3 separate regions of the Homo sapiens genome follow, and all the other regions are linked to region 3. A link is an interaction called in ENCODE POLR2A ChIA-PET data of the cell type or tissue named here. Cell type or tissue: HCT116. All regions are shown on one strand.

Region 1 (8,000 bases), 110 kb before region 3:
CATCTATTTGAAGTTTTGAACTTAAAAGCACTCTTCGAGCCCACACAAGATGTACGTGCTAGAGCCTCTCTGTCATCAGGGGATAGGTACCAAAGCATTTATATCCTCCCAGAACCACAATAATATTATCCAGGACCACTCACTGTCAGCAGACTTTAAAAAACTATAATGTAAACTTCCTGTTGTGATTTTAACCAGTTTCCTCTTGTCTGATTCTCAGGGGAGATGGTAAACAGTTCATCTGAGCTTTCTGAACAATGGTTTAGCCTCTCTATAGGAACGTAACATGGCCGACCCTTCTATAGGCCATCTGCGTTGAGTTGTTTGTCCAGGTGCAATGCATTTTTCTTGTTAATTCACAAGTTCTTCTCTGGTCCCTTTCGAAATCAGGACATCTACTGGCAACTCACGGATCCAGGGGAGAGAAAAGTGTCTTGGTCCTAGAGGGGTGTTCAAACTATGATTTATGATCAGCTTTGCCTTTCCCATCAATCACTGTGCAAACTTGGGAATGTGAGCAAGGAGGGAAGTATATCACTACAGACAGCTTTCCAGTACGGTGAGATTTTTGAGTTATAAAATATAAACTAAGAACAGTGACATCATGTTACATACCATAAATAGTCAACATTAACTTTATTTTTCAGTTTATTTATTTATTTATTTATTTATTTTATTTATTTTTTCAAGACAGGTCTCACTCTGTCACCCAGGCTGGAGTGCAGTGGCACGATCTCAGCTCACTGCAACCTCCACCTCCCAGGTTCAAGTGATTCTCCTGCCTCAGCCTTCTGAGCAGCTGGGACCACAGGCACACACAACCACGCCTGGCTAATTTTTGTATTTTTAGTAGAGATGGAGTTTCACCATGTTGGCCAGGATGGTCTCAAACTCCTGACCTCAGGCGATCCGCCCACCTCAGCCTCCCAAAGTGTTGCGATTACAGGGGTGAGCCACCTTGCCCAGGCTCCAGATTTTTTTTTTTTTTTAATAAGAAGAAAAACTTTATTTCAAACAGGCTCACTGGTGTTTATGCTACAGCAAAGGCTGGTTGTAACAGGCAGTTTCATTACAAACTTGCACTGATTGACAAATGTGAAACTATTTAGCAATGATCGATTTCTGCTCAAGTGTAGATTAAATCTACCAGTATGTCAACTTTGACATTTATTATGGACCTTACTATTTACTAGTAGAGGTTAATTTTTTTTTTTTTTTTGACAGTCTTACTCTGTTGCCCAAGCTGGAGTGCAATGGCACGATCTCAGCTCATTGCAACCTCTGCCTCCCAGGTTCAAGTGATTCTCCTGCCTCAGCCTCCCTAATAGCTGGGATTACAGGCGCCTCCATGCCTGGCTAAGTTTTGTAGTTTTAATAAAGATGGGGTTTCACCATGTTGGTCAGGCTGGTCTCGAACTCCTGACCTCAGGTGATCCACTTGCTTTGGCCTCCCAAAGTGCTGGGATTACAGGCGTGAGCCACCACACCCAGCAGAGGTTAAATTTTTATCACAAAATATGAGAATAACCTAACAGTTTCTACTAAAGTAATGAGCTGTGAAATTTATTCCCCATTATTGCTTTGAAAATATACCCCTAGGTTGATAAGAAAAATTCTGACGTCAACCCAATATATTATTTAACTGACCATCAGCTTGATGGTCAGTCCTCTTCTAGCTGACTTGAACCAATGAAACGCCCGTGTTTCTCAACCCTTTGGCTAAAAGCAATATTTTCTTCTACTTCTGTGTACACAGAATTAGTGAGAACTATTTTACCCACATCAGCCTTGACTGCACTAACTCTTTCTTCTGTGGATAGAGATCCTATGTTCCGTGTGAGCACTTAGTTCTCAGACAGCTGCTGCCTTTTTGTCTCTCCTTTTTTTTATTTTTCTTTTTTTGAGACAGAGTCTTGCTCTTGTCGCCTAGACTGGAGTGCAGGGGCACGATCTCGGCTCACTGCCTCCGCCTCCCGGGTTCAAACGATTCTCCTGCCTCAGCCTCCCGAGTAGCTGGGATTACAGGCGCCCGCCACCCAAGCCCGGCTAATTTTTGTATTTTTAGTAGAGACGGGGGTTTCACCATCTTGGCCAGGCTGGTCTCTAACTCCTGATCTTATGATCCATCCGCCTCGGCCTCCCAAAATGATGGGATTACAGGCGTGAGCCACGCGCCCGGCCTCGTCTCTCCTTCTATGCATACACCTAGAAGCCGTCCAAGTAGAAAATAGGTAATTTCCAGTTCTAGGAATATATTAGTCCATTCTTGCACAGCTATAAAGAAATACCTGGCCTGGCGCAGTGGCTCATGCCTGTAATCCCAGAACTTTGGGAGGCTGAGGCTGGCGGATCACCTAAGGTCAGTTCGAGACCAGCCTGGCCAACATGGTGAAACCCTGTCTCTATAAAAAATACACAAATTAACCAGGCATGGTGGCACACGCCTGTAGTCCCAACTACTTGGGAGACGGAGGCATGAGAATCGCTTGAACTCGGGCAGCGGAGGTTGCAGTGCGCCAAGATCACGCTACTGCACTCCAGCCTGGGGCATAGAGCGAGACTCTGTCTCCAAAAAAAAAGAAAGAAAAAGAAAAGAGAAATACCTGAGACTGGGTAATTTATAGAGAAAAGGGGTTTAACTGGCTCACGGTTCTGCGGCCTCAGGAAACTTACAATCATGGTGGAAGGCGAAGAGGGAGCAGGCATGTCACATGGCTGGAGCAAGGGCAAGAAGGAGAGTGGGGAGGTGCCACACACTTTTAAACAACCAGATCTCGTGAGAACTCTATCACAAGAACAGCACCAAACGGGGAAATCAGCAGGAAATCCGCCCCCAGGATCCAGTCACCTCCCATCAGGCCCCACCTCCAACATCGGGGATTGCAATTGAACCTGAGATTTCCTGGGGACAGAGACCCAAACCGTATCAGTGAAGATCTCAGGTAAAACTCCAACTGCACCAAGCACCTGCCCCACCATTATGTCAGGTTAGCACAATGTTGGGTCAATTTTTGTTCCAACTACGATAAGACTCCCTGGAGGTGCATGCTGAAGGTCATTGTGTTCTGCAAAAAGTGAAACAATTTTGGAAAAGATTGGTTCACACATGAGTTTTCCTTCACTACCTTCGGAACAATACCAGGTCTGACTTTAATCTCCTCCCCAATTTTAATACCCATTTTCAAATACTATCACCAGCTAGACCCTCTTTTTAAAAAATATATTTATTTATTTATTTATTTATTTTCAAGATAAGATCTTGCTCTGTCACCCAGGCTGGAGTGCAGTGGGGTGATCACAGCTCACTATAGCCTGAACCTCTTGGGCTCAGGTAATCCTCCCACCTCAGCCTCCTGTTATATATCCTGTTATATATCAATAAAAAATAAAATAAGAGCCACGCATAGTGGCTCACACCTGTAATCCCAGCACTTTGGGAGGCTGAGGTGGGAGGATGGCTTGAGCCCAGGAGTTCGAGACCAGCCTGGGCAACATGGTAAAACTCCGTCTCTACCAAAAAAAAATAGCTGGGCATGGTGGCCTGCACCTGTAGTCCTCGCAACCCCAGAGGCTGAGGTGGGAGGATTGTTTTAGCCCAGGGAGGTCGAGGCTGCAGTGAGTGATCACCCCACTCTACTCCAGCCTGGGCAATAGAGCAAGACCCTGTCTCAAATAAATAAATAAGTAAACAAATATATAAGATTAAAAAACAAAAGGCAAATCTTTTTATTTATTTATTTATTTATTTTTTAAGACAGTCTCGTGAGACTCTGTCTCCCAGGCTGGAGTGCAGCAGCCTGATCTTGGCTCACTGCAATCTCCACCTCCCGGGTTCAAGCGATTCTCCTGCCTCAGCCTCCCAAGTAGCTGGGATTACAGGCGCCTGCCACCACGCATGGCTAATTTTTGTATTTTTAGTAGAAACAGGGTTTCACCATGTTGGCCAGGCTGGTCTTGAACTCCTGACTTCAAGTGATCCTCCTGCCTCAGCCTCCCAAAGTGCTGGGATCACAGACGTCAGCCACCATGCCCAGCAGCAAATCTTTTTAAAAATCTTATTTTTGTCGAACAAAAATATGTTTAGGCTTTTTGTCTATGGCAACTAGATGTTCAGAAGAAGTCTGAGGCTGAGTACAAAGTTCATTAGCAGCTGTCAACGAAGAGCAGCATCTGTCAATGCGGCCCTGTTAGCATAGTAGCTCAAAACATCACGGCCAGGACAGTCAACAAACGCAACACCTCTGACTTGTTTGAAGTTCCCTTAGGTCCCTGGAATGCATGTAGGAAAGGCATCAGGTGTCCTGCTTCCACAGGGTGCAGCACATTCTGGCCAAGGACAACTTGAGTCATCAGATTTATAAATGTTGGCCTCAGCCTACCCAAGGTGGATTCTGTGGTTGTTTCCAGTTCATTTTTGAACTTGACAGTGTGAACTCCAGAAATAGCTTTCACAGCTGTGGATTTTCCATGAGCATGCCCAGTTCATCATGGCTTGTCTGCTGATGGCTTCGTGAAAAAGTGGAGGCAAGTTGGTGGACCTCAATTTCCAACGTGGTGAGGTCCTGGTGAGAAAGATGCCCCTGAGTCACTCCAGCCTTGCCCCTTCACCATCTTGCCAGGAGAGCTGCGATGTTTTTTGTTGTTGTTTTTCTATTAAGTAAACACTTAATAGAAAATAATCACACTACAATTTTTTAGGTCTCTGATATTTTGGTATGGCTGGGCCCTAGGCCTGTGGGGTGCCCATGGCTGGGGCAGGGGCTCTGACGAGGGATAGCTCCCACTTGCTCATTTGTTCCCACTGCCTAACACAGTGCCTGGAAAATAACCTGAACTCTCCACATGTCTTTAGATTGATCAATGCATGTGGGCCCCAAATCTTCCCTAAGCAGTGTGATTTCTTTTTTCTTTCTTTTCTTTCACTGCAACCTCCGCCTCCCGGATTCAAGCAATTCTCCTGCCTCAGCCTCCCTAGTAGCTGGGATTACAGGCGTGCACCACCATGCCTGGCTAATTTTTGTATTTTTAATAGAGACGGGGTTTCACCATGTTGGCCAGGCTGGTCTCCTGACTTCAGATGATCCACCCACCTGGGCCTCCCAAAATGCTGGGATTACAGGCGTGAGCCACCTCGCCCAGCCAGAAGTGTGATTTCATTTAAAAGCTTTTTCTTAGGGTGGGTGCTGTGGCTCATGCCTGTAATCCCAGCACTTTGGGAGGCCAAGGCAGGATAATCACTTGAGGCCAGGAGTTCAAGACCAGCCTGGGCAACATAGTGAAAGCACCTCCCCCACCAACCTCTACAAAAAATTAAAAAATTAGTGAAGCGTGGTGGCGCATACCTGTAGTCCCAGCTACTCAGTGGGGCTGAGAAGGGAGGATCACTTGAGCCCAGAGGTTAAGGTTTCAGCAAGCCGTGATCACACTACTACACTCCAGCCTGGGTGACAGAGTGACACCCTGTCTCTTGATTTTATTATCTTATTTTTTATTTTTTAGAGACAGGATCTTGCCACATTGCCCAGGCTCGTCTCGAACTCCTGGGCTCAGGTGATCCTTCTGTCTCAGTCTCCCAAAGTAATGGGATTACTAGGGTAAGCCACCATGCCCCGTCCAGACCCTTTCTCTAAATAAATAAATAAATAAATAAATAAAAGTCTTTTTCAGACCTCCATAGACATGGAGAATATATGTTTTGCATATAAAAACCCTTCTATTAAAAACCCTTCACATTCTTGAAAAAGTAATCATGATATCTTTTAGTCAGCTCTTTTATTGATGAACCTATTCTGGTTCATTTAACTATTCACTAGAAAAATCCTCCATTTTTGTAACTAGTTCTCCACTGTGTGCAGTGTCTACCTGTCATTGGCAGCCCCTACTGGTATAACATTCCATGAATGTTTGATTGACACAAAACACAGAGGAAGATTTACCTTCCCAAGGTAGTTCGAAGTATTTGATTTTTGGATTTTTTGTTTTTTATGCCAACTGTTACTTGGCTTGTGGTCATCCTGATCCCATGCTCTTTACCTTCTGACCTTTAGATCTGTCTCATATTGATTACTTTCTTATTTTTATTTATATTTATTTATTTATTTATTTATTATTATTTTGAGATAGGCTCCCACTCTGTTGCCCAGGCTGGAGTTCAGTGGTGCAATTTTGGTCCACTGCAGCCTCTGCCTCCTGGATTCAAGTGATCCTCCCGCCTCAGCCTCCCTAGTAGCTGGGATTGTAGGTGCGTGCCACCTCGCCCAGCTAATTTTTGTATTTTTTAGTAGAGAAGGGACTTCACCATGTTGACCAGGCTGGTCTCGAACTCCTGACCTCGTGGTCTGCCTGCCTCGGCCTCCCAAAGTGCTGGGATTACAGGCATGAGCCACCGCACCCAGCCAAATTTTATAATTTTTAAGATAACTTTTTTTTTTTTTTAAACGGAGTCTCACTCTGTCACCCAGGCTGGAGTGCGGTGGTGCCATCTCAGCTCACTGCAACCTCTGCCTCCCGGGTTCAAGCCATTCTTCTGCCTCAGCCTCCTGAGTAGCTGGGATTACAGGTGTGAGCCACCACTCCCGGCTAATTTTTGTATTTTTAGTACAGATGGAGTTTCACCATGTTGGCCAGGCTGGTCTTGAATTTCTGACCTCAGATGATCCAGCCGCCTCGGCCTCCCAAAGTGCTGGGATTATTGGCATAAGCCACCACACTGGTCCATATCAATCTTATAGGCACAGTTACAACATTAAATGAACGTTTACAGGCTGGGCTCAGTGGCTCATTCCTGTAATCCCAGCACTTTGGGAGGCCAAGGTGAGCAGATCACTTGTGGTCAGGAGTTCGTGACCAACCTGGCCAACATGACGAAACCTTGTCTCTACTAAAAATACAAAATTAGCCGGGTGTGGTGGTGCATGCCTGTAATCCCAGCTACTCAGGAGGCTGAGGGAGGAGAATCACTTGAACCCGGGAGGCGGAGGTTGCAGTGAGCTGAGATCGTGCCATTGCACTCCAGCCTGGGCAGCAAGAGCAAGACTCTTGTCTAAAAATAAATAAATAAATAAATAAATAAAATACAAAAAATACAAAAATTAGCCAGGCGTGGTGGCACATGCCTGTAATCCCAGCTACTCAGGAGGCTGAGGCAGGAGAATCGCTTGAACCCGGGAGGCAGAGATTGCAGTGAGCTGAGATCACACCACTGCACTCCAGCCTGGGTGACAGAGCGAGACTCCATCTCAAAAAAAAAAAAATTTTTTTTAACTTTCAATTGATGACAAAAGAGCAAAATGGTTTTAGTATTTCTCACTTTTCTCTAACATAGTCTTCATTTCTTCACACTTTGTGTATTCTTTGCTATGTCTAGATAGAAGATAATTTGCTATTGATTTTTTTATACATGAATTTGGGGATTTTTTCTCTTTTTGAACAAAATTTGTTTTGAAACAGGGTCTTACTCTATTGGCCAGGCTGGAGTGCAAGTGGCACAATTGCAGCTCACTGTCACCCCGACCTGCCCTGGCTCAGGTGATCCTCTCCCCTCAAACCTCCCGAATAGCTGGGACTACCTACAGGTGCACGCCACCACTCCTGGCTAATTTTTTTATTTTTTGTAGACATGGAGTTTTGCCATATTGCCCAGGCTTGTCTCAAATTCCTGAGCTCAAGTGATCTGCCTGCCTTGGCCTCCCTAAGTGCCGGGATTATAGGTGTGAGCCGCTGAGGCTGGTCCTCTTCGTGAAATGTTGATATTCTGCTTTTAATTCATCCTACAAGACATGAAGACTTCTCAAACAGGACATTTACTTGAAAGACAGATAACCTAAATGGATTTAACTATAAATTCAATATAGTTCTTAAAGGTTTTAATGTTATAAATATAAATCACTTAAACGATTCCACAATTGGAATTATGATATAATCTAATTTCTCTTATCCTGCCTTATCAATTATTTACATTTTTATGAACCTTTGTTGGCATAATGTCCTTAAAGTTATCT
Region 2 (8,000 bases), 76 kb before region 3:
CTTCTTCTTCTCCTTCTTCCTCCTCCTCTTCCTCTTCCTTCTTCTCCTTCTTCTTCCTCCTCCTCTTCCATCTTATTCTTCCTCTTCCTCCTCCTTCTTCTTCCTCCTCCTCCTCCTCCTTCTTTGTCTTCTTCCTCTTCTTCTTCTTCTTTTTTTTTTTTTTTTTTTTTTTAGATACAGGGTCTCACTATGTTGCCCAGGCTGGTCTTGAACTCCTGGCCTCAAGTGATCCTCCTGTCTCAGCCTTCCAAAATGCTGGGATTACAGGCATGAGCCACCGCACCCAGCCCAGAAACTCTTTTTCTAGATGGATTCACATTATTAATTGAGTAATAATTAATTACATATAATAAATTACAAATAACTTATTTGTTTTATCACATGAAACAAATGATAAATTATTAAAACAGAAGAAATATAACAATACAATTGCCAGTTGAATTGTTTTTACTCACACTGCCTCTGACAGCAAAGTGTGGTTTATTTTCCCATGTACCAACTGCGTCTCCAACTTTGCAACTCAGTCCTGACACTAACTTCCCAGGGTTAGCAGCAGACTTCACAGGTGATGGGCTCGGTCCTACGAGGCCACCCTCAGTCCAGACACTGGTCAAAAGTCCCAGGCCACCTGCACTTCTGACCGACTGACTGGAAATCGGGGGCTCCCATGAACCCCTGCTCAGGTTCAATGATTCGTTAGAATGTCTCACAGAAAGAGAAAGCCCTTTACTTAGCATTACTGGTTCATCGCTAAGGATTCAACACAGGCACAGCCAAATGGAAGAGACGCACAGAGGAAGGTGTGGGGAGGGGGTCTCAGAGCTCCCCGCCCAGCACCAACACCTGTTCACCAGCCCAGAAGCTTTAGGATTTTTATGCAGGTTCATTACACTTGCACGACTGCTCAAATCATTGGCCATTGGTGATTGGCCCAATGGTGGAGGGAGCAGTGAAAGCTCTAACCCTCTAATCCTGCCTTGGTCTTCCTGGTGGCCAGCCAGCCCCCAACCTGAAGCTCTGTAGGGGCACCCAGCCAACAGTCATCTCATTAGCACACAAAAAACACTCTTATCACGCTGACAATTTCAAGACCTCTAGGAGCTTGTGCTAGGAACACAAATAGAGACCAACTCTCTATTTCCCACAGTACCACACCAAGTATACCCAGAATTTGTGGGTGTGTGTTTTTTGTTTTTTGTTTTTTTCTGAGACGAAGTCTTGCTCTGTCGTCCAGGCTGGAGTGCAGTGGTGAGATCTTGGTTCACTGCAACCTCCGCCTCCCGGGTTCAAGTGATTCTCCTGCCTCAGCCTCCGGAGTAGCTGGGATTACAGGCGCCCGCCACCACGCACAGCTAATTTTTGTATTTTTAGTAGAGATGGGGTTTTGCCATGTTGGCCAGGCTGGTCTCGAACTCCTGGCCTCAAGTGATCCACCCACCTCAGCCTCCCAAAGTTCTGGGATTACAGGCATGAGCCACTGTGCCTGGCCAAGAATATGTGTCAACCAGTCACCACCTTGCCAATAAATTGGGGATTCCTAACCCAGTCATCCAACCAGAGGCTGCTCGGTTAATCTGAGAACAGCACAGGACTGGTAGAAAGGCATCCTGGAGCTGGGAAAACAGAGGGAAGCTCCCTCCACTAGAGAGAAACCTCTCCTCCAGAGAAGATTCCTCCATTATTCAACCCCCAGGGTTCAAAACAAAGTAAGTCTGCATTCACTGTGGTGGTTGGAAGGCCTGGGCATAAAGGATTGGGGCTGGGGGAAACTGAGGCTGTAAGGCGAACCAAGAGAAAGGCAAGGAGAAGCGGCCACTCCGAAGGCAGCAGGGACGCAAGTAGGAGTGACCAAGAAAATTAGCCAGGTGCTGTGGCGCACACCTGTGGTCCCAGCTACTGGGGAGGCTAAGGTGAGAGAATGGCCTGCGCCCAGGAGGTTGAGGCTGCAGTGTGCTGTGATTGTACCACAGCACTCCAGCCTGGGCAACAGGGTGAGACCCTGTCTCAAAAACAAAAACAAAAAAGGAGATGACCTAAAAGAGGAGCACTCCGTGGCTCCTCAGCCCTTGGAGAAGGAAGCTGCTTTGCTCTGCCGTGCTCCACCGGCCTCCTGCGTCCCCCTCCTCCCCTTCCTCCACCTCCAAACCACATTCCAAGAGAGGCGGGGACTGAAACCAATTGTTCCAGCCTGGGATTAGGCAAACGTGGGCCCTGTACCTTCAGCTCCGGTTCTTCAAGGACTTTCAGGAACCACAAAGCAGACATAGAGTGGAACACAAAAGAAGCGACTCATGAGTTAATTATGTGTAAATCCCATTGCAAAATCCATATTGTCTTAAACACTTTTTAAACTTCCCAAACATAGCAAATTCCACTGGGAAAAGCCAGGGTGGGCTCTTTAAAGATGGAGTGAGGGCCCTTGGATTCTTCCCAGAGCTGCCTAAGATGCAGATTTCTCCAAGGAAATTTTTTCCTAGGATTAGGATCAGAAAAACGGAGTGGTTTCCCCTTTTCTAATACGTATTGTATTATGTAATTAACTGCTTTTCCACTTTTTACTCTGTTCTCCTTTTTTAAACTTATTATTATTTCAAAAACATTTCTAGTTTTCAATAAATATATATGCATCTTTTCAAATTTCTGACTGTATATATAGCCTACAGCTTTCCTTTAAAAAAAATCTTCTTCCAAGATATAGTACAAAGAAATGGCTTCCTTCTTCATCTAAGAAAAGATTTTCGAAATCTAGATCTCAAAGAGCAAAAAGATCATCACATTCATTTTTATTTTTAGATAAAAATGCAATATATATTTTCACTTCTGACAACAGAATTATCTAGGATTTCACATGAACTTAGGTTTCATAAGATGTCACTTGTGTTTATCCGCTGCGCTTTGCCCGGGGCTGTCTGCCTTAAGATAGAGTGAGCTGCTCCAATAATAACTCCCTGAACACCTGAACACTGAGTCCATGGTGTAGACAGTCCTGTGAGCGCTACCTTAGCTGCCGCGGAGGCGCCGGCAAAAGCAGCTGCTCATCCGTCATTCCTGACAGCTCAGACCACGAGCTGCCTGGAGAGGCTCATGAACAAGTTCTTTGTCTTCAGGGGATGAAGAAAGTCCAGGCGTTTGTTTACTCTAGAGCTACCGGTCAGAAAGGGGTTTCAGCCTCGGAGTCTGCAACCTTTGTATAAAAGAACACAAAGTCAGTGATGGAAAATTAAGCTCTTTAGAAGGCTGATTTGGCTGGGCGCGGTGGCTTACACCTGTAAATCTGGCACTTTGGGAGACTGAGGCAGGAGGATCACTTGGGCCCAGGAGTTTGAGACCAGCCTGAGCAACATGGCAAAGCCCTGTCTCCACAAAAAATAAAAAATAAAAAATAAAAAAATAGCGGGGCAATGGTGTTGGGCACCTATAGTCCCAGCTACTCGGGAGGCTGAGGCAGGAGAATTGCTTGAGTCCAGGAGGTTGATGCTGCAGTAGTGAGCCATGATCGCACCACTGCACTCCAGCCCAGGGAATTGTGTGAGACTCTGTCTAAAAAAAAAAGGAAAGAAAAAGAAAAAAGAAGGCTGATTAATTAGCCTTAAACTCAGCTAAACTAGCGTCATCTTTACCACCCCTTAGCTGCAAAAAATGTTTCAAACCAAATGGCCCCCAGTGAGTGCACTCCTCAACCAGGCAAATAAAGGCACCCACCCACCCATCAGCCCAGGCCACAGAGCGCAAAGGCCGGGGACTTAGCAGCAGGAATCTGCTGGCACAACTGTCGCCATGGGCCTCTATCCGCTCTGGACACCCAGCACCTAGGCCAAGGCCAAGTGTTACAAGATTTGCCTTTTCCACTGAAGTGCAGAACGCTTTCCTGGTGGTTGTTTTGGGTGGCGGGGGGAGGGTGTTGAGAGGGTCAGGGGATCAGAATTTCCTGGTCCTTTTAACTATAAAAGATCTATAATGTTGTACATGTCTCTCTGCTTCTAGTTCAGCTAGCGTCATGCGAAATGGGGCTTTCTGCGTGACTGCACAAAAACCAGCAAGTCCAAACAGGAGGTGTCTTCCCAAGAGGTAGGCAGGTTGTGTGAGCAGGAGGGCCACCGTGAGAGGTGAATCCAGCTGGGCTTCTGGGTCAGGTGGGGGGACTTGGATAACTTTTCTGTCTAGCTAAAGGATTGTAAACACACCAATCAGAGCTCTGCGTCTGGCTAAAGGTTTGTAAACACACCAATCAGCACTCTGTAAAAACGCACCAGTCAGCGCTCTGTGTCTAGCTAAAGGTTTGTAAATGCACCAATCAGCACTCAGTAAAAACGGACCAATCAGCACTCTGTAAAATGGACCAATCAGTGCTCTGAAAAGTGGACCAATCAGCAGGATGTGGGTGGGACCAAATAAGGGAATAAAAGCTGGCCACCTGAGCCAGCAGCGGTAATCTCCGCCAGTCGTCTTCTAACTGTGGAAGTTTTGTTCTTTTGTTCTTAGCAATAAATTTTACTGCTGCTCAGTCTTTGGGTTTGTGCTACCTTTGTGAGATTAACAGTCACCATGAAGGTCTGCAGCTTCAGTCCTGAAGCCAGCAAGACCACGAATCCACCAGGAGGAACAGAGAACTCCACACACACCACCTTTAAGAGTTGTAACACTCACTGCAAAGGTCTGTGGCTTCACTCATGAAGTCAGTGAGACCACAAACCTACCAGAAGGAAGAAACTCTGAACACATCTCAACATCTGAAGGAACAAACTTCAGACACACCATCTTTAGAACTGTACCACTCACTGTGAGGGTCCGCGGCTTCATTTTTGAAGTCAGCGAGACCAAGAACCAACCAGAAGGAACCAATTCTGGGCACAACTGGGCTCCCGGTTTGTGGACAGCCATGTCATCTCCTCCTTTGGGGTAGTGTCCCCAACATGATGATCCATGCCCCTGATTTGGCCTGACGCAGGGCAGTAATTGTGCACTAGTAGCGGGGTCAGGTATATCAATTAACCGACATCAATGCGAGTCCTAGAGCCAGCTCTGGTGTTTACTAGCCATGTACCCATGAGCAAACCATTGACGTTTGTCGGAGCCTCTTCAACTGTAAAAAAGAGACTCCCTGACTTCAAAGTCCCCTCAATTCTAACGTGTGGTTTCATGGTTTCCTTTGCTAATGTACGAAAAAGAACAAGATGATTATATCTTAAAGTTATAAAATCTATCATAATAAGCACACTACTTATGCAGTGATCTTTGAAAGCAGCCCTTTTTTTTTTTTTTTGAGATGGAGTCTTGCTCTGTCGCCCAGGCTGGAGTGCAGTGGGGTGATCTCGGCTCACTGCAACCTCCACCTTCCGAGTTCAAGTGATTCTCCTGCCTCAGCCTCCAGAGTAGCTGGAGTTAAAGGCACGTGCCACCATGCCTGGCTAATTTTTTTGTATTTTCAGTAGAAACGGGGTCTCACCATGTTGGCCAGGCTGGTCTCGAACACCTGATCTCAAGCCATCCTCCTTCCTTGGCCTCCCAAAATGCTTGGATTACAGGCATAAGCCACCACGCCTAGTCGGAAAGCAGCCCTTTAAGGGAAAAATGAACAAGTCAGGAGTATAGAAGCAGACAAAACACATCTGGCGCAGCCCTGACTCAGCTTTAAAGTTGAGGGGCAAATAGATATTCCTAAAATGAAACCGTAAGCACTGATCCTGAAGAAAGATATCTGCGTCCTCCAATCTGTGTGCAGCACAGAACCATCCTGATGAGCTACAATGTAGCAGCATCAGGCCTTCTTGGGTTTTTAAAACCTGGATTGATACGAAATGGTAATGTGTAGAACTTCTAGTGACAGCCCAGTCGGGCTCATCACCCATTATGCTATTTCTCCATGAGGAATAAAAACTAGCCAAACGCAGTGGCTCACACCTATAATCCCAGCACTTTAGGAGGCCAAGGCAGGAGGATGGATCGCTTGAGCTCAGGAGTTCAAAACCAGCTGGGCAGCATGGTGAAACCCCATCCCTACAAAAAAATACAAAAATTAGCCGGGTGTTGTGGTGGGTGCTACTCAGGCGTGTGAGGTGGAAAGATCGCTTGAGCCTGGGAGGCAGAGATTGCAGTGAGAGGAGATTGTGCCACTGCACTCCAGCCTGGGGGACAGAAAGAGACCCTGTCTCTGAAACAAACAACAGCAACAAACTGGGACAAATTCATCTCAGAGTTGGCCTGTCTCTCCCGGAAAACAGGTCTGTTTTCTTTCCGTAGACAATGTGCCCTATGTAACTCATCCCTCCTTTGATCAGCTCCTCAGAGAATTCAGAATAAAGGTCTGTTTTCACCTCAGTACTTTCACCTAACAAGTTCCTGACTTAAATTGCACTTGTCACTTCATTCTTATTTTAATGTTTTTTCGGTTTTACGAAGGTACTGATTTTTTAAATGGATCTTTTTATTTGGTTGAGCAGTTTTAGGTTTACAGGAACATGGAGCAGAAAACGCAGAGCTCCCGTGTGCCCTTCCTCTCCCCATAGACACTTTCTCCTGCTAGTAACATCTTTTTTTCTTTCTTTTTTTTTTTTGACAGAGTCTCACTCTGTCATCTAGGCTGGAGTGCAGTGGCGTGACCTCAGCTCACCGCAACCTCTGCCTCCCGGGTTCAAGCAATTCTCCTGCCTCAGTCTCCCAGGTAGCTGGGACTACAGGTGCACACCACCAAACCCGGCTAATTTTTGTATTTTTAGTAGAGAGGGGGTTTCACCATGTTGGCCAGGCTGGTCTCCAACTCCTCACCTCAAGTGATCCGCCAACCTCAGCCTCCCAAAGTGCTGGGATTACAGGCATGAGCCACCGCACCCACTTTCATCTTAAATGAAGGTGTACACTCGTTACATTTGCTGAGCCTATACCGATTCCTTACAACTAAGCCCATCATTTACATGAGGATTCTCTCATTGTATTACACATTCTATGGGTTTGATAAATGTATAATGACATGGATCCACCATTATAGTGTTGTACCGAATAATAGTTTCACTGCCCTAAAACTCGCGTGCTCCATCTGGTCATCTCTCCCCTCTCCCTTACTCCCCAGTTCCTGGCAACCACCAATCTTTTTTGCTGTCTTTATCATTTTGCTTTTTCCAGAGTGTCATGTAGTTGAAATCATCCAGGGTATAGCCTTTTCAGACTGGCTCATTCACCTAGCAATATGTTTCGGCTTCCTCCATGTTTTTTTTTGTGGCTTGATAGCTCATTTCTTTTCTTTTTTTTCTTTTTTTTTTTTTTTTCAGTTTTTTTTTGAAAACAGAAACAGGTCCCAGTAGCTGGGACCATAGGCATGCAACACCATGTCTGGCTAACTTTGTTTATTTTATTTTATTTTTTGTAGAGACAGGGGTCTCACTATGTTGCCCAGGCTGGTTTCGAACTCCTGGGCTCAAGTGATCTGCCCACCTCGGCCTCCCGAAGTGCTGGAATTACAGGTGCGAGCCACCATGACCAGCCTCATTTGTTTTTATCACTGAATAATACTCCATTGTCTGCAGGTGCCGCCGTCTGTTTATTCAACCACTTACTGAGAAACATCTTAATTGCTTCTGATTTGGGGCAATTATGAATAAAACCACTAGTTTTACTGATTTTCATTAGTATTTTACCGTATGCTACCTCAAAGTCCTTTTGGAAGTATCTGGGAGTATAAATTAGTATTGAAATATGATTAAGATTGTTTACATTATAGAGTGTCTGTGGTTTTTTTTTTAAACCCGCCAATTAGAATCAAGTTTAGGCCAGGGGTAGTGGCTCTCGCCTGTAATCCCAGCACTTTGGGAGGCTGAAGCGGGCAGATCATTTGAGGTCAGGAGTTCAAGACCAGCCTGGCCAGCATGGTGAAACTCCGTCTCTACTAAAAATAGAAAAATTCTCCAGTCGTGATGGTGCACACCTGTGGGCCCAGCTACTCAGGAAGCTGAGGCACGAGAATTGTTTGATCCAGGGAAGTGGAGGTTGCGGTGAGCCAAGATTGT
Region 3 (8,000 bases):
ATATAGGTGTGCACCACCATGCCCAGCTAATTTTTGTACTTTTCGTAGAGACAGGGTCTTGCCATGTTTCCCAAGCTGACTATAGCTCAAGCAATCCACCCACCTTGGCCTCCCAAAGTGCTGGGATTACAGATGTGAGCCACCACACCCAGCCTAGGGTACGTTTTAGAAAATTGGTATGTTTTATTGGTATTCCTATGGCTGGACTACATTGTGAGTATAAAACACAAATTAATATGCCATTTGAAATAGACTTGTAGCTGGGCACGGTGGCTCACGCCTATAATCCTAGCACTTTGGGAGGCCGAGGCAGGTGAATTGCCTGAGCTCAGGAGTTCAAGACCAGCCTGGGCAACACAGTGAAACTCCGTCTCTACTAAAATACACAAAATTAGCTGGGCATAGTGACGTGCGTCTGTCATCCCAGCCACTCTGGAGGCTGAGACAGGAGAATTGCTAGAACCTGGGAGGCGGAGGTTGCAGTGAGCTGAGATCATCCCATTGCACTCCAGCCTGGGCAACAGAGCAAGACTCCGTCTCTAAAAAAAAAAAAGAAAGAAAGAAAGAAAGACAGACTTGTGTATATACCTAGTTCATGAGAAAATTATCAAGTTTTCCTAAGTCATAAAGCAAGTCTCTGGGTAGATCTATGCTCCTTCTCACCCTACTGCAACCAACCACTGATCCCAACAGTTGGGCAAACTACTTCACGAATCCAGGAGAAAGATGACTCCACAGTGCTCAAGATGTGTGCTTTGACATTTGAAGTTCAAAACTCCCTGACTCTCGTTTCCGAATATAAAATCAAAATATGGACCTTGCAAGGTGCTGTGAGGATTATGCAATGTTTCTGAGTACACACAAATAACTTACACATGATATATACACAAAAATGTTTCATCCTCTCCCGTGTTCTAAACAGCACTGTGGCCCTTCTATGAACCATCTCCCAGCTTCTTGCTTTTCCTCCAGAGCCTGGTGCTACCCCATTACTTAGGAGACCATGGCCTCACTCCAAGAACATATCTGAGCCCCATTTTGTGGATCAAGGCTTCAAATCTCAAATTCCCTCATTCCCACCTATAAATGTACCTACATAGCCATCAGCCCTTTCTTCTCAGAGGATCAGTGTTTCTGATTCCAAGACGTACATTTTCCCCACTTGCTCTTATTTCTTTGAGTCGTCTCTCTCCATTGCTCTTTCTCTTTGCCTATGAATGAACTCAAGTGTTCTCCACCTGAAGAAAAACCTTTGCGTCTTACCAACCTCTCTAAATCACTATGTTCCGTCTCTCCTTCCCTGCTACCATCTGGGGCTAATTTTACCTTCTGCATTGTTCTTGAATCCATCTGCTTCTCTTCACCTTCATTCCCAGGATCCCGGTTCAGGCTATCACTATCACCTGAACTCTTCTACTTTATTCCAAAATGCAAATGTTACACCATCTAACATTAGTGGTTACCTAATTATTCTTAGACCCAAATCCTTATGAAAGAGAAGACCCAGCATGGCCTCCTGCCACGATCACTTTTCTCACTGGCTCCACATTCACAAGGCTCAGCACCTGCTCTCCCTGTGACCTGGACTCTTCTGATCTCCGTCCCCCACCCCCACACCACCCCCCGACCACATCGTTCCTATTCACCCCTCGGGGCTGTGCTTACAGCCTCAGGGAGCCTTCTTTGACCCACAGATCATGGCATGCTCCTGTGCTATGCACCATGTTTCTCCCTGCGAAGTCTGACCCAGTTTGTGAGGATGTGCTTCCTTTGGGATCATTATTTCATCAATGCCTCTCTCTCCCACGAGACCCTAACATCTATGAGTGCAAAACCAAAGTCATCTTTGCCCACATTTATGTCTACAACAGATGTCACAGTGTCTGGCCCTTCTTAGGAACTCAGCAAACATTCACTCTTGTCAAATGTTAACCTCCAAGAAAGCAAAGTCTAGACTAGCTGTCCCTACTCCCTAATTCCCATCCTCTGCTTATCACTAATAACCTTCTAAAGGTCAACCTGGTGTGTTCTTTGAGTCCTATCCAACTTGAAGACACCATTCCCCCGGCTCCCCTCTTCTTACTCTTTCAATTCTGACTGCCCCCAACAAGTCTGCCCCAAGTCCTGACCTTCTTGCTCTTATCTTCTCATTCTATGACACCAATTTCTTTTTTTTCTTATTTTTTTGAGATGGAGTCTTGCTCTGTCGCCCAGGCTGGAATGCAGTGGCACAATCTCGGCTCACTACAAGCTCCACCTCCCGGGTTCACGCCATTCTCCTGCCTCAGCCTCCTGAGTAGCTGGGACTACAGGCCCCCGCCACCATGCCTGGCTAATTTTTTTGTATTTTTAGTAGAGACGGGGTTTCACCATGTTAGCCAGGATGGTCTCGATCTCCTGACCTCGTGATCCGCCCGCCTCGGCCTCCCAAAGTGCTGGGATTACAGGCGTGAGCCACCGCGCCTGGCCAATTCTATGACACCAATTTCTTAACCTTTGGAAACCACTAAGAATCTGATCACAAGTTAAGGATGCGCTCTATCATAGCACGCCAAATGGAAATGCACAGAAAATATTGCCTTTTTTCCCCCTCAGGCTGTTGTCGCCCTTTTGCCCAGGCTGGAGTGCAGTGGTGCGATGTTTACTCATTAGAACCTCCATCTCTTGAGTTCAAGCGATTCTCGTGCCTCAGCCTCCCAAGTAGCTGGGATTACAGGTGCACACCACTACACCCGGCTAATTTTTGTATTTTTAGTAGAGATGGGGTTTCACCATGTCGGCCAGGCTGGTCTCAAAGTCCCGACCTCAGGTGATCCACCCACCTCACCCTCCCAAAGTGCTGGGATTATAGGCATGAGCCACTGGGCCCAGCTGCTTCTAATTGCTGGTGGTTATGGAGCCCTGGACACCAGTCACCTAGGCCACAGCAGAGTCTAGTGAAGGACCTAACTGACTTGCACCATCACCCAGGCTGGTGCAGTGGCACGATCTTGGCTCACTGCAGCCTGCGCCTCTCAACCATCACCCCCTTTAAGCTGCCACCTTTGTCTGCTAAATCTTCATTTCTGCGCTGACGTCTCTTGAGCTCAAGGCCTGATTTCCCATGCAAATTTGCTCTCTCTTCCTAGATGTCTCACAAGCACTGTCAACAAAGAAACTTATTTATTTCCCCAAAGTTGCTGTTTTTACACTGTCTCTAGCTTGAGCTGTTGCCCCGAGCTCGGTAGCTGCTTTTAAAGAGGTCATCTTATTCAACCATGGAACCTCTATAAAGTCATCCAGGATCCTTCCCACAATGGAAAAACTTTATTTGCTCAATCTAATTTTCACATAGTTTTTCAAAATGCACTCAACATCTTTCCTGAGAACAAACCAATTCCAGAACAAAATAATTAATAACACTGACACACGTTGAAGAAAGGAACAAGGAAATCATTTGAACAGCTCCCCTCTCACCCTGCTCCAACCTTCCCACCACCAGGAACGGATGAAATGTGCTAAGGGACCAGTGAAGAAGCTGACGGTGTCCTCAGGATGAAATAGAGAGGGAAAGAAATGCTATTCATTCCACAAACATTCCAACCCCAGGAAGGCCCTCCTCCTGCATCTAGCCACGGTAATATCCCAATTATTCTCCAGAACAGCAACCAGGCTGGTTGGCCTCCTCTCCGACCTCATATTCTGTCAAACTAACACCCAGCTCTGTTCTAGTCATTCTACCAACCTGCCATTCTTTCCCCTTCTGTTCTGAGTTTTCAAATTCTTCCTTGCGGCCCAGAACAAATGACTCATAGATGGGGAGTGTGTCACCGCCAACTGCCCCTCTCTATTTAAAAACAGAGCTCAAGTTCTACCTTTTCAACAACACCTTCCCCAATTCAGTGATGTCAGCAAATGCTTACCAGGCAGTATTATGTGTGCTGTGTCCTGTGTGGAGCCTGAATGTACTAGAATAGAGAGGAGATCAAAAGATAAAAATAACATGGCCTCTGGCGTCAAGGTATTTCCAGTCCAGCAGAACGATTTTCTTTTTTAAAATAATAAAACAAAGTAAAGCTCTAGGCTGATAAAGACACAGGCTAATGTTACAGTACAAGCTGAGGCAAAAAGTAATGTGTACTTTCTCTGAAACTGCATTTTATTTGTACTCCTGTGATTTTATGATTCTCCTACAGTAATCTATATCCACAGCTGATTTGGAAACTTCCGGAGGGCAGGAACTGTATTTTACCTGTCTCTAGTGAAGCTTCAGGAATAAGCCTTAGAGAGGAAGAAAGCTACAGCAGAGAGCCCAGGGAGAGAGGCCAGAGGTCATCCTACCATGATCCTACCACGGAACCAGTTTTTCTAAAGGCAGTTCCCCTCATCCTTATCACAAAAAAGCAGCAAATCATAACGAAGCCGCAAATTAACCAGAACCTTTCTTCTTCAAGGAATGAATCATTTACACACCAAAGGATATGAAGTGGAGTTTTGTCCAATGACATATTCAATTGCCTTGGTCTCCTAGAACTCTAATTTGATGTTGAGATTAAATACATCTTCCAAGATCCTTGAGTGGCAATTGAGAAATACAATTTAAGAAAAATGAATAAAAGTATCTACCTCTAAACCCCACCTTTTCTAGCCCATTAAGGTGATGGTGATTTCAGGTCAAGAGCAAGGCCGTCGAGGTGAAGCTAAAAAGACGTGGCTGGGCTGCAGGGCCGCAGGGCTGTGGTGTCTAGCCAGCTGTTACAGTAGGTGGTTCACGGACAGCTGTGAGTCACACTGACTGAAGTGGCAGCTCTTGACCAGTACTGTAGGCGCTAAGATCCGGTATTTGCTCTTAGACCGTGGGAGCAAAGACTAACAAGGAAAATACAACAGAACAGCTGGGAAATAAATTCCCTTCTGGCCTGCACAAAAAGGGCCCCTGCCAAGTCATTTTCCATCCTGGAGCCAGGGGAGGTCTAGGAAGGATATGTGCTTTTCTGTCCTTCAAATCCTTTGGCCTTCCCTCCAGTCTCACTTATCACTTCCCACCCCCTCCCCCAACCCCTGCTAAAAATGATACTAGGCTTTGACTCTGTTTCGTAACACAAAGCTTGACAAAAATATATGAGTGGACAAGCAACTTTTAAAACGTCATTTTAGCATATTTTTCTTTTTTCTTTTTTGAGACGGAGTCTTGCTCTATCGCCCAGGCTAGAGTGCAATGGCACGATCTCGGCTCACTGCAACCTCCGCCTTCCCTCGTGCAGAGGGAAGGGGTTCCGAGTGGATCTCCCAGTTCGTGGTGAGATGCAGTTGGTTTTATAGATGAACTTGAGAAGGTGGTGTCTGATTTACACAGGGCACAAAGGATTGGTGGGACCAGGTGAGCCATTCACATAGCATGCAAAGAAGCTGGCCACCCCACCCTAATCTCTCTTTTTTTTTTTTTTTTTTGAGACAGAGTCTTGCTCTGTCACCCAGGCTGGAATTCAGTGGCATGATCTTGGCTCACTGCAACCTCTGCCTCCCAGGTTCAAGTGATTCTTCTGCCTCAGCCTCCCGAGTTGCTGGGATTACAGGCATGCACCACCATGCCCAGCTAATTCTGTATTTTTAGTAGAGACAGAGTTTCACCATTTTGGCCAGGCTGGTCTCGAACTCCTGAACTCAGGTAATCCACCCGCTTCAGCCTCCCAAACTACTGAGATTATAGGTATGAGCCACCACGCCCAGCCCCTAGTCTCTTATCATGCAGGTGGGGTCTCTATCTGGCCAGCACCATGTAGCCTGCTTCTTTACTACACACGTGGCAACAAAGGAAAGGGGAGAGAGCCTCTGTGTTGAACATACCTGGCTTCCAGGAAGCCCTTTTCTATTGGCACAGCTGCTGGCATTTACCTATGCAAGCTTCCAGCTTGCTTGTCTATGTTTGCAGCTTGATTTTTCAGGCTGCTTTGTATTAGAAAAGAAATTATTTGTGGGCTGCTTTTTATTAAAAGGACTGAGGACTCTCTTACCCTCACTATCTGCCTAAGTAATTTCTTTTTAACACCTGTATCAATCTCTCTATCTCCTTATCCAGATTCAGGAAAGGTGAACTCACAGGAAAAGGAGACTAAAGTTCTGATAGAGGAACTTTTACCATAGGCTACCAGCCATTCTTTCCAGGGATGATGTGTGCAAGACTCATCTGCATAACAAGACAGCCTTTGCTCACCCATGCCTTTCCTCCTGGCGGCCCCCGTGACGTGTCACCACCTCCCACCTGGAGCTCCAGGCATCTAGTCCTCTCTGTAGGGTATAAAAACTGCAGTCATCTGGCCCTTCTTTGAGTCTCATATTTGTGTGGCTCCCTGTGCATGTGCACAGAATAAATGTGTGTGCCTTTGTCCTGTTAGCCCTCTATTGAGAGTTCGTTTTGTAGACTCAAATGAGCAAACCTTCAAAAATGGGGAAAGGAAATTCCCTTTGCTCCTACACCCTTCTCTTGGTTTCAAGAGAGCCATGAATAGCTTCACCAGGGAACTGTCAGTTCTCTTAGGAAACCACCCAGATTCCAGCTACAACCTTGTAGGATCAGAGTAAACCAGCCTTCAGAAGAATGCATGCCTCGGCCGGGCGCGGTGGCTCATGTCTGCAATCCTAGCACTTTAGGAGGCCGAGGAGGCGGATCACCTGAGGTCAGGAGATCAAGACCAGCCTGGCCAACATGGCAAAACCCTGTCTCTACTAAAAATACAAAAAATTTAGCCAATACAAAAAAAATTAGCCGAGAGTGGTGGTACATGCCTGTAATCCCAGCTACTCGGGAGGCTGAGGCAGGAGAATTGCTTGAACCCGGGGGGCAGAGGTTGCAGCGAGCCGAGATCACGCCACTGCACTCCAGCCTGTGGGATAGAGTAAGACACTGTCCGCCCCCACCCAAAAAAAGAAGAATGCATGCCGCTTAGGACCTCCAGTTTAGCATTCAATGCTTGGTTAAGAGTAACTTTTTGACCCAGGCAGTATTTTTCTTTAAGTGAGCTCAGTGATAAATGCATTTTCTGGATACAATATCTGGCAACATATCTTACTTTATTAACGTTAGTTTTGGGGGCACACACACTTTTTCAGTTTCAGTAGCACTTTGTCTGAGCTGGTTCTTCCTATGAGATGTTATCAACAACATGTACTGGGGTATTCCTATGTAAAGAATACTATTCTAGTGGGGAATATGCAAAACTCATAATCAAGTTGGGGGAACGTATACAAACAATTTATGCATATACATAAATAATGAACACACACTCTCTCACTCTTTGTTGTTGCTGTTGTTGTTGTTGTTTTTGAGACTGAGTCTTGCTCTGTTGCCCAGGCTGGAGCGCAGTGGCGCAATCTCAGCTCACTGGAACCCCCACCCGCCAGGTTCAAGCTATTCTCCTGCCCCAGCCTCCCAAGTACCTGGGACTACAGGCGTGGGCCACCACACCCAGCTAATTATTGTATTTTTAGTAGAGACAGGGTTTTGCCATGTTGGCCAGGCTGGTCTCAAACTCCTGACCTCAGGTGATCCACCCACCTTGGTGCCTTGGCCTCCCAAAGTGCTGGGATTACAGGCATGAGCCACTGCACCCAGCTTTTTTTTTTTTTTTTTTTAAAGACAGGGTCTCATTATGTTGTCCAGGCTGGCCTCAAATTCCCACGCTCAAGCGATCCTCCCATCTTAACTTCCTAAGTATGAACACACTTTTTTTTTTTTTTTGAGATGGAGCCTCGCTCTGTCTCCCAGGCTGGAGTGCAGCGGCGCAACCTCGGCTCACTGCAACCTCCGCCTCCCGGGTTCCAGCGATTCTAGCAATTCTCCCACCTCAGCTTCCTGAGTAGCTGGGATTACAGGCACGTGCCCCATGCCTGGCTAATTTTTTGTTTTGTTTTGTTTTGTTTCAGTAGAGATGGGGTTTCACTATGTTGGCCAGTCTGGTCTCGAACTCCTGACCTGAAGTGATCCACCCTCCTCAGCCTCCCAGAGTCCTGTGATTACAGGC

The links. ChIA-PET counts read pairs that join two places held together with the same protein. Peaks named below come from ENCODE experiments on the same cell type or tissue, not always from the same donor. Only the 100,000 strongest peaks of a DNase experiment are listed, where the experiment ranks them.
Region 1: POLR2A ChIA-PET joins it to region 3 with 17 read pairs; 7 of 35 experiments call an interaction of 5 or more read pairs at or near these places.
Region 2: POLR2A ChIA-PET joins it to region 3 with 15 read pairs; 9 of 35 experiments call an interaction of 5 or more read pairs at or near these places.

The regions. Positions count from the first base shown.
Region 1 is chr1:8,186,427-8,194,426 of GRCh38, reverse strand. It overlaps the pseudogene EIF2S3P1. Among named protein-coding and RNA genes, the nearest start is that of LINC01714, 18 kb to the left of the region's middle. In HCT116, no CTCF peak of the experiment used is centred here; a DNase peak (open chromatin) is centred at 4,316; H3K4me3 peaks cover 1,245 bases; H3K27ac peaks cover 7,213 bases.
Region 2 is chr1:8,149,913-8,157,912 of GRCh38, reverse strand. No RefSeq gene overlaps it. Among named protein-coding and RNA genes, the nearest start is that of LINC01714, 55 kb to the left of the region's middle. In HCT116, no CTCF peak of the experiment used is centred here; a DNase peak (open chromatin) is centred at 3,052; H3K4me3 peaks cover 1,424 bases; H3K27ac peaks cover 4,246 bases.
Region 3 is chr1:8,074,175-8,082,174 of GRCh38, reverse strand. The region is part of intron 2 of ERRFI1-DT (ERRFI1 divergent transcript); the gene reads right to left. Among named protein-coding and RNA genes, the nearest start is that of ERRFI1-DT, 52 kb to the right of the region's middle. In HCT116, no CTCF peak of the experiment used is centred here; DNase peaks (open chromatin) are centred at 3,844, 4,774 and 5,335; H3K4me3 peaks cover 2,941 bases; H3K27ac peaks cover 6,676 bases.